2 separate regions of the Homo sapiens genome follow, and region 1 is linked to region 2. A link is a contact called in ENCODE Hi-C data. All regions are on one chromosome and are shown on one strand. Each heading gives the region's core, a stretch centred on a gene start or an enhancer-like site at or near the end of the contact. The rest is flanking DNA. Distances are from core to core; before and after follow the strand shown.

Region 1 (5,506 bases), core at 882-3,381, 300 kb after region 2:
TATTTCACAATTGCCATTGTTAATTTGTGTAATAGGAATCACATAGATCACACTCTGGTAGTTATACAGGAAGATAAATGAGATGAGTCCATGCTACAACTAATGACTTCTGGGTCTTGATTTCCTGCTTGCATTTCCTAACTGAAGACACTTACTGGGATCGCAGGCTGTCACTAAAGTTAAACAAAATAAATCATGGATCGTAAAATTAAAAACAATAAACTGATTTTATGGCTGTTTTGTTCACACTGTAAGAGCATTGAGCATAATGGTCACGGCTGAACCAAGCTTAGATATTGCTAAGGCCAATTTTATGCCTTGTCATGCTTTTCATTTTCTTTTGCTTCAAGCTAATGATAAAACAATTGGAAGATTGCTTTGAATCCAGCATATCACTACAGAAACTTTAAAGAAGAGAATATTTTAGTGTAATAGCTCAATAAAGCAAAATTCAAATGTTCCTTTTGGCAAAAGTTTCACTTAATTTTAGCTCAAATTTTCCAGGATACTCTTCAAAAGGTAATGAATTGGCAAATTATTTGGCATTTCTAGTTGCATATTTAAGTGAAGATAAATCTTTATGGTTTTTATATCAAAGTTATGAGTGACTGTTCTCTTTTATTGGAAATTAAAAATCCCTCTATCAACCACAAGCAAGAATGGTACAGGTATAGCTGTGTGTGACTGTGTGTGGGTTGCGGGGGGAGGGAGAGGAGTTATAGGGGCATTCAGGAAGGCAGAGGTAGTGTGGGGGAAGAGTCACAGAATAGAACCATAAGAATATTGAAGCTCAAATTATTGTTAGAGTTGGAAGGAACTCAGGTATGGGAGAACAGTCATGTGTTTCTAAATCAAATTAAATCTCCTGCCAATTGAGCAGTAGATTCTGTCTCAGTCATTTTGAGTACTCTAGGGTCATCAAAAAAACCTAAAATGCTGCCTGAAAAGTTGGGTTGCTGTTGATATCCTCGTGGTCCATGCCCAACAGGTCCTCAAATGTGGATGGCTCCGTTGTCCCAATACCAAGTAGGCTATGAATGGTGTTTGCCTGAGCTGGGAGCGCTAGTTCCTAGGATCTAGCTTTCTGGATTCACCACACAGCCATATCTTTTGAAATTTTTTGCTACCTTTCAAAGTACTGCAAGAAAGTGAGACATGTACCCTCACCACCAATGGGACCTTCCATTCTATTCCCTTCCTAGGAAAACATTGAGCTTCCCACTGTGGCTTCCTACCTTTCCTTCCCAAAGCATCCACCTATTTTCTTGCCTCTCCATGAACCATAGCTTAATCCCCACAAGGAATCCAGGCTTTCTGTGCAAAAGTCAGGAAGGAGACAGGAACAGGAAGAGGACAGGGATGTTTTCAGGAAATGTCTGTAACAAAAATCTCCACTGAGACCAGCAGCACAGAGCACCTGACTGCCTTTTTTTTTGGAATGGGATGGTGGTAGGTAGGAACAAAAAAAATGCAGGGATAAACAAAACCTAAATTAATGTCTCAATTTGTTAACCCATTGCACTATCAGAGTACAGACTCCTGGCAAGCAGATGCCAAAATTGGTAACATGTCCAGATTGGCTCCAGTCCAGCAGAAGTTCAATTGTTGAAGAACATGTATAAAGTCTTCTTAAATACTGTTTGGTCACACCCATTCATTAGTCTGGGCATACTTCCTTTAGGGAGTACCAACCAGTGCCTTCTTTATTTTATATTAAGGGTCACAGAGGATGAAGTTTGGTGAGGCACTTCAGGGGGATTTTCCAATGGGTTTGAATGAGTCTTAGAGAAAATTGTATACTCCAAACTCCTTGGAGAAGAGCTTCCTGGGATAAATGTTAAATCTGTATCAGAACAGAGCACAGCTCTTGTCACTGTTTGGTGCCTGGGTCTGCTGCTGGAAAATTCCTCTTGCCTTATGCTATCAAGTGAGCTAGCTAAATTCTGGAGAAAGCTGCTCATAAAACTGATAAGAGCCCTCTGTTAAACAACCTAATTTGAACTTTATCCCAGAGACCTTGAGAAACAGGGTCTGCACTTTTATAATCCAAGAATTGAATATGGTCCTGCACAGTTGGGTAACATTTGACCTTGAAACGTCGTTCTAAAAGTCGTGTTTCCCCCTTGCTGGCTTTGCTGTTATCTGTGCATCAGTGAACACTTTATCATAGTAACGCTTCAGGAATGTGCAGAATAGTTGAGGAGCTTGAATGCCACAGCAGTTTCAAGTATGCTGGGCTCTTGCTACCAGCTCACTGGGTCGGTCGCTAGAAGACTGCTATAGCACATATGCTGCAGAACTGACGTTCATTACCAGGTCACTTTCAAAGTGTTGGCTAGCAAGTCTGTAGTTAGTTCTTATTTTTCTCCTATGATTTCTGTTTTCAACAAATTTGCAGTCCATTTGGACAGGTAGAATAAACAGGGCAAATAAAACCATAGAAGAATTATTGAGTTCTTCCTACTTCTTATTATACGAAGGGCATGGTATGCATTTTCCCCTTTAACATAACATGCAACATCCAACAGTCTGGAAAGGTATTATTCTACCCATTTTGCACATTAGGAAACTGAGGCTTACAGATGTGAAGATAATGACTCCAAGTCTAACAGCTAGTAAATTATAGACCTAGATTCAAACCCAAGACTGTGATGACAAACCCCAGGTGCTTATTAAGCACTGCACTCTGTTAAACAACCTAATTTGAACTTTATCCCAGAGACCTTGAGAAACTGGGTCTGCACTTTCATAATCCAAGAATTGAATATGGTCCTGCACAGTTGGGTAACATTTGACCTTGAAATGTCATTCTAAATGTCATGTCATAAATACTGTTTGGCCACACCCATTCATTACTCTGGACATCAGATGTGCCACAGAAAATGCCTATATTTTTATTTTGGCTTTGGGGGGACTATTAAATGTTTGCAAAGGAGTGCTTGAATTTGACTTTAAAAACTGGAGTACCATAGTGCAGTGCTTAATAAGCACCTGGGGTTTGGCATCATAGTCTTGGGTTTGAATCTAGGTCTATAATTTACTAGCTGTTAGACTTGGAGTCATTATCTTCACATCTGTGAGCCTCAGTTTCCTAATGTGCAAAATGGGTAGAATAATACCTTTCCCGACTGTTGGATGTTGCATGTTATGTTAAAGGGGAAAATGCATACCATGCCCTTCGTATAATAAGAAGTAGGAAGAACTCAATAATTCTTGTATGGTTTTACTTGCCCTATTTATTCTACCTGTCCAAATGGACTGCAAATTTATTGAAAACAGAAATCATAGCTTCTCTTGCTTTACATTCTCATGCCAAGAAGAATGCCAAGGACATAGCAAGCAGTCAATAAATATTTGTTAGTTCCTGTTATTTCTTTTGAAATTATTCCACTTTCAAGCCAGTTACACAGAACACTTCTTCTTTGGTGATGATCAGACTAAGACCTTCGTTTTTTATGTTTGTTGGAAAGTCATAGAATGTAAATAACACCAGAAGATTTTTTTAAAGTCTCTGTGTCTGGTAGGATTTCTTAAAAATTTGATTCTCTGCATTGTAAGGACTTTTGACAGTAGTAAAAAAAAAAGTACTTGAATGCACATAGGAATAGAGTTCTTAAACCAACATTCATTATTTTTGACTTTCCAGTTGATGTGAGCACTTCATGTATCTTGATAATTTGCTTAAGGGACAATATGCACTTCTAGCCTACCTCTGTCTTTGCAGCTTCATAGTTATCAATAAGATCCTGAGTGAAACTGAGCTATGCACCCACACAATCAACACTTTGGCAGCAGTATCTGCAGGGTGGAGTAGAAGCAAGGAAGGGGGTTGAAAATAGGACAACCTCCAGGGCCAAGATCTACAGCAGCCCTGTGGCTGCCACAGTGCAGATGTTTCTTTTTTGTCATCACTCTAACTAGAAAGACTGTATGAGATTCCAAGTCCAATTTTAGGCTTTTTGGAAGGACAAAAAAAGCATCCTTCATCAAATATTAGTAGATGCTTATGACTGGTTCATATTTTTAATTTAACATATTAGGAGAAATGGCAGACACCACAACATTCAGCCTGCGTGGAGAACAATATGTGACATATTTTCTCTGTAGAATTGAACTAAATGTAGACTTGAACTAGTAACACTACCAGTCACTTTGAAGAAAATCTAACCTTTGGGGGTTAACATTGAAAAGGAAAAGAGAAGGGACGGGTATTAGCTTTTTTTAAACTTTTAATATAATTTAAAAAATTTAGAATAGGCTTAGATTTACAGAAAGTTTGCGAAGATAGTGTAGAGGATTCCCATAAGCCCTGCACCCAGTTATTTACTGTATTATTAGCATCTTATGTTAATATGGTATGCTTGTCAAAATCAATGAGTCAATACTGATATGTTATTTAACTAAAGTCCATATATTATTCAAATTTCCTTAAATTTTACCTCGTACTTTTTCTGTTCCAGCAACCCATCAGGATCTCTCTTTTATTTATTTATTTATTTATTTTTTTTGAGACAGATTTTCTTGTTGCCCAGTTTGGAGTGCAATGGTGTGATCTTGGCTCAAATGGTGTGATTTCCACTCCTGGGTTCAAGAGATTCTCCCTCCTCAGCCTCCCTAGTAGCTGGGATTATAGGCACCTGCCACCCTGCCCAGCTAATTTTCTTTTTTCTTCTTTTTTTTTTTTTTTAGTGGAGATGGGGTTTCACCATGTTGGCCGGGCTGGCTTCGAACTCCTGACCTCAAGTGACCCACCTGCCTTGGCCTCCCAAATTGCTGGGATTACAGGCATGAGCCACCATGCCCAGCCCAGGCTCTCATATTGATACTAACATTTTTGAAGAGCCAATTTAGTACCAGATGCATTTATGTCATCATTTCATTTAATTTTCATACATAGTATTTAGGTAGGCATTATTTTCTCATTTTAAGAATGACACAACTGATATCAGAGAGGGTAACTGACTTTCTCAGAGAAACTCAGAACCCAGGAAGTACTGAAGCAATCAATGATTCATATCCAAGCCATCTGGTCCCAACCCATTTTTTTTCTTCTCGTATCTTGCTATCTTTCTCACTTGCAATACAATGATCAAATTTATATTTGAAACACGTATTGCACATATAGTGTTGCATTCACATTTTGGAAAATAGTTATACAGGAGATTCCTTACTTGCTTTAATGCAAGTAGAATTGTTTGTAAGACTTTCCATCTGATTTCTCACAGCCAGAGAGACTTATCTGAGCTGCAGAAATCTAAAGTACAGCTGCCAAAGAATAATTGGTCATTGAATGATAGATGACTTATTGCTATAATATGTTTAATAATGCCTTGTTATTGAAGGTTCTATATTACAGAAGATGCATTTCAACTTCTATTTCACTCAGAGGTGATATAAAAGAATGTGAGCCATATTTTGGGTTGAGTCATATATTATTAGAGGTTTTTTGTCTATTTTTTTCTGAGTTAACAAGGTTACTCACAAACAATTCACACCAGAAACAAAA
Region 2 (5,266 bases), core at 1,558-4,057:
TTAAGTTTTTCCCTGAATTGGGTTTTATTTTCTCATGAAATAGTCCCTCCTTAGAAACAGTTTTCCAAGGTAGAGAGCAACGTTTCCAGATCGAATTTACTCTAAACATTCTCCTTAATCATTCATTCACTCATTAAGCAAGGAATAACCTAGTCCCTACCATGAGCAGAGTACATCACTTGCTGAGTTAGGTGCTGTAGATACAACACAGTTTAACACAGAATCCTCACCCTAAAGAGCTTATGGCCTAGGTAGTAGTATAGTGTAGACACACAGTAAATGTTAAATGGTGATTCAACAGTACCTGAGATGTCACAAGGCTGAGTGTGACTATGTATCAAGTGAATGACATTGACAGTAAACAAATGCTGGGAGTTCCTAAGAAGGAGAAATTGCTATGACTAGAAGAGGTCAGACAGGCTCTGTGAGAGGTGGAACTGCATCCGGCCTTGAAAAGCAGGGAGTTCTTAGGAGGGCGATGAAAAGATGTATTATGCATTTCAGACCAGAGCCCAAGGTTTGAGCCAAAGCCCAGTGATGGGAATGAGCAAAAGTGAAATTTGAGGTGAATCAGGCTGCCTCCCACCTTAGAGGTGGTGAAGGGCTTCGGCTTTGTGTGTGTGTGTGTGTGTGTGCATGTGTGTGCGTTTCTGTGCTCAATATTACCTGCAAAGTGACCATCCCTGAAACAAAATAGCCAAGAATCCAAGCAATGCAGCATTTAGACCTGGGAAGCAAGAGTGAGCAATGGGGCTTGAGCTGTCAGAGTCCTGTCAAGGAAGTGAGGGTCCTGAAGCCCTGGACAGTTCTTCCTCTTCCTTCTCAACCCTGCTTTCTTTGTCAGATAAAAGGGAGACAAACCAGATAAACAGGACACACAGAGATTTTGGGTTTGATTTTACTCTCCCAGGTGTAGTTTTGTCTTCTGTCTACACATAAAGCAATTCCCAACTTAAACCCATTTTTTTAAGTTTTCAGTGAGGGATATCTGATTTTCTATAGCTTTTTTAAAAGAAAAATTAGAAAGCTTTTCTAATCTAATTTGAAACTGATCTTCTCCCACCTTCTTCTTCCTGAGGTTGAAATTGAGTAAGTCCCTTTCATAGTCTTCTCTAGGCCAAATAGCTTTATGATTTTAGTTGTTTCTCTAAGGGCTATTTCTTCAACATATAACCAATTTAAAAAACTGATTTTTTATTAAACACCCTCACATTCTCCGTATTCCACTTTAAAATGCGAACTTAAAGATGGTGTGGAGTATTCTAGGATAGCCTGTAGCTGGTACTGAGCATCAAGGAAAGAACACTTGTTTTTCTTTTACTAAATCAAACATGCTTTTAAAGCTCAAGCCTGAACCCTAATAGCTTGTGTTGACGATGATCTCCAGAGCGTTTTCTGTATGACATCACAGAATGAATCCTGCATTTCTGTGGTTTGTTTTTCTTCCCATATGAATGACACTACAGAACCTCACCCTGTTTATGTCCACCCACTTCTCCAACTTATCAAGATCATTTGCACTTCTATCCAGTTTTCCAAAGTGGAATGTACCACACCTGATTTGATGTCATCGCTGAATTTAATAACCACATTCTCTCCCATCATCTAAGTCACTACTAAAAATAGCACTAAGTTAAGACCAACCTCTCTGGAATTCCATGAGGTATGCATCTCTGGGCTGCCACTGGACCATTAATAATTACTTAGTGAGAAAAGCCTTCTAATCACTTATGCATCTACCGGATGAGGGGATGATTTCAGGGTGCAGTTCTGAATTGCCCAATAGCAAGACAACACTTAAAACTGCACAATACTCAAAACTATTTATGTCTTTGCCTTCTACTTGATTTTTACCCGACTTGTCATACTTTTGAGGAGTAGCAGTTGACTAATGTGATCTTAGTCAAATGCTAATTAAAAAGAAACTGATTGAGACAGTTTCTTTTTAAACAGAACGGTCTTAATTTTTTTCCAGTAAGCTAGTGTGTATGTGTGTGTGTGTGTGTGTGTGTGTGTGTGTGTCTGTGTGTGTGTGTGTGTGTGTGTCTATAGGATAACAATATATTTCTGGATTTGAATGTTAAGACATTGAGTCTAATTTTTTTAGTTTTCTTATTTTTCTTTCAGAAACACATGTGCATTTCTCTCTTTCAGTCCATAGATACCTTAAGTTTGTGAAGATAATTGCTGGTGATTCTGCGATGACTTCCTTGAAATGCCATACCCTGGTGTTTGCCAGTAATTGTTTATTCATTCTGCCACTTGATCTTCCAGGTCATGCATTAACATATGTATTTATATATAATAATGATTTTCAATTTACTGAGTGGAGTATTCATTTGAAGTACTATAAAAACGCAAGGATTAAAGCGATTCCTACCTCATGTTTGTCACCTAACTGGGACAGACATGACAATTAAACAATAATAAAAACATGCAGGAAGAAAAGGTCAATCATACTGCTGAGACTTTGCTGGAAGCTGGTGAATTTTTCTTTGGTACAACTTTGGACTGTAGCCACTTTGATTTAGAGAAGACCCATCGTCGGAAAAGCCCTCGTGGGAACGTGGAATGCGGGAGCTTTGAGAAGGGGTCTGAAAGAGAAAAGGGAACTAGCTAGGATAGTTGGAGGGAAAGCCAAGGTTCATACAAAAACAAACGAATTGTTCTCATCTCTGTTTTGGGAAAGGGATTTTCGGTGGCTTCGAAAGGAATTCTGTGTATGAAGGGTATGTAGGGGAAGGGAGACTGTTTAAAGGAGTCAGCCCTTGTTTTACCTGGCTGCCAGACAAAAGAACCTCCTAGCCACAAGAAATTGGTTGCACAACTCACAATATCTTGTTATGACAAGGGCTGTTGCTAGCGACTGGTGTTACTGGTGCTGGAATTCTAAAAGGTTGTTTTCTACAAGCCATCCATATATGTTGGATATTGTGACTCAAATGTTGATTGTGGTTAACCTGCACAGAGATGGGAGTAGAAGTGATTCCTCCAGGAAGGCTAGCTGGATTGCAGCTAGTCCATCTGCATACTGTTAGGGAACATGCCAACTGATGAGGCCAGGTCTAGTGCTGTGATCTCCCCTCACTCATCCCTCACTCAGCCATCTCCAGCCCAGTGGCCAAAATTGAAACCTGACGTGGTATTATCTCTTCTTATAGCCTGGGCTAGGATCCTCACCCCTGGGATCAGTCTTGGGGTGAGTCAATAAAAGAGTGGCCATCGGCCGGGCGCGGTGTCTCACGCCTGTAATCCCAGCACTTTGGGAGGCCGAGATGGGCGGATCGCGAGGTCAGGAGATCGATGCCATCCTGGTGGTGAAACCCTGTCTCTACTGAAAATACAAAAAATTAGTCGGGCCTGTGGTCCCAGCTACTTGGGAGGCTGAGGCAGGAGAATGGCATGAACCTGGGAGGCAGAGCTTGCAGTAAGCCAAGATTGCACCACTGCACTCCAGCCTGGGCGACAGAGTGAGACTCCATCTCAAAAAAAAAAGAGTGGCCATCACCTCCAGGAAGCCCTGGTAGCAGTTTGAATGTACCTATACGAAGTGGTGAAGTGAGTGGTGTCTTCTACTTTACTCTATCCTATTAGTTGAAAGGAATAGTTTATTGTGCTTCCTAACAACCAAACCTGGCCCCGAGGACATGAGATTCCAGATGTCTAACCTGCAAAGTGGAGTGTGAGGGGGTCAGAGACAGGACGAAGAGAGCACGGCATGAAAACGGTTGGGCTAGAATGCTGTGATGCCCTGGAAAGACATTGACAGGCCATCTGTAGTGGGTGGATGTCGGTGCCAAAGATGCGGGCTGAGGAAAAGGGGGCTAGGGATTCCCAAACTTTGCCAATAGCTGCCTTCTTCTCATCTCTTTTCCTCTTATTCTCTTACATGTCTACTACTAAGCCTAATAAGACTTAATAAGACTAATATTAAGTGTCTAAAGCATCCTGCTCTGTACCAAAGATCTCTGAATGAGGCTACTGTTTATTGTATTCTTTGTTAGGTGAAAGGTTAAAAAAAAAGTGCGTGTTTTTTTAATCCGGTTCATTCAGGTTTGAATATAGAGCAGAGCAAAATACAATGAAGAGTATTGTACATTAATGGTCCCAGTTTCTTGAGATACTGAGAGAATATAGCTTTGTGTTCTCGCCATAAATTAAAGGGAGACCTTCCAAAGCCTTGACTGATGTCCTTCTTAGATTTTTGTAGTATTGAAGCCTGTGGACATTGGTATGTGGAGAGATTTGAGTCTCAGCTAGTATAAGCTTGGTTGCTGAGTTGCAAGTCCTTCTTACCAAACAAGCACACAATAGCAGCTTCCATAACAGAGTAATATATTTCATGATGGGTGCCAGATAGGGCAAAGGGAATGTGTTATCCCGTGGTAGATCAACCCATCTCTTTGATACCGGCTGGAAACAGAAGTTGAAACTTGCCACCGGTTGCATAAGTGATTCCTTGTATACGATATGTCTAATTACAAATTTTTTTTTTTTTTTTTTGAGATGGAGTCTCACTGTGTCACCCAGGTTGGAGTGCAATGGTGCAATCTTGGCTTACTGCAGCCTCTGCATCTTAGGTTCAAGGGATTCTTGTGCCTCAGCCTACTGAGTAGTTGGGATTACAGGCACATGCCATCATGCCCAGTTAATTTTTGTATTTTTAGTAGAGATGGGGTGTCACCATGTTGGCCAGACTGGTCTCGAACTCCTGACCTTAGGTGATCCTCCAGCCTCGGCCTCCCAAAATGCTGGGATTACAGGCGTGAGCCACCGCTCCTGGCCTAATTACAAATTTTTAAGTATAAAAATTGTATTAGGGTTCTCAAGAGGGACAGAACTAATGGAATAAATAAATAAATAAATTATATATATATATATACACACATATATATAAAGGGGAGTTTATTAAGTATTAACTCACACAATCACAAGGTCCCACAATAGGCCATCTGCAGTCTGAGGAGCAAGGAGAGCCAGTCCAAGCTCCAAAACTGAAGAACTTGGAGTCCAATGTTCAAGGGCAGGAAGCATCCAGCACGGGAGAAAGATGCAGCCTGAGAGGCTAGACCGATCTCTCTTTTCAACTTTTTCTGCCTGCTTTTTATTCTAGCCATGCTGGCAGCTGATTAGATTGTGCCCACCCAGATTTAGGGCCCGTCTGCCTTTCCCAGCCCACTGACTCAAATGTTAATCTCCTTTGGCAACAACCTCATAGACACACCCAGGATCAATATTTTGTATCCTTCAATCCAAGCAAGTTGAC

Evidence for each region. A loop is a pair of places that touch in the nucleus more often than their neighbours do.
Region 1: a map of PC-9 shows a loop between it and region 2 (2.5-fold over the local background). The contact joins two enhancer-like sites. A Hi-C loop is called at or near these places in 2 of 168 maps with a recorded cell type or tissue (PC-9 and mammary epithelial cell).

Annotation. Positions count from the first base shown.
Region 1 is chr6:139,706,905-139,712,410 of GRCh38, forward strand. No RefSeq gene overlaps it. Among named protein-coding and RNA genes, the nearest start is that of FILNC1, 61 kb to the right of the region's middle. Within about 2 kb of position 2,132, at least 6 of the 41 ENCODE cell types and tissues checked have a DNase peak (open chromatin) inside an H3K27ac peak, as active enhancers do; they include PC-9, where a contact is called at or near this core.
Region 2 is chr6:139,406,389-139,411,654 of GRCh38, forward strand. No RefSeq gene overlaps it. Among named protein-coding and RNA genes, the nearest start is that of CITED2, 34 kb to the left of the region's middle. Within about 2 kb of position 2,808, at least 2 of the 41 ENCODE cell types and tissues checked have a DNase peak (open chromatin) inside an H3K27ac peak, as active enhancers do; they include PC-9, where a contact is called at or near this core.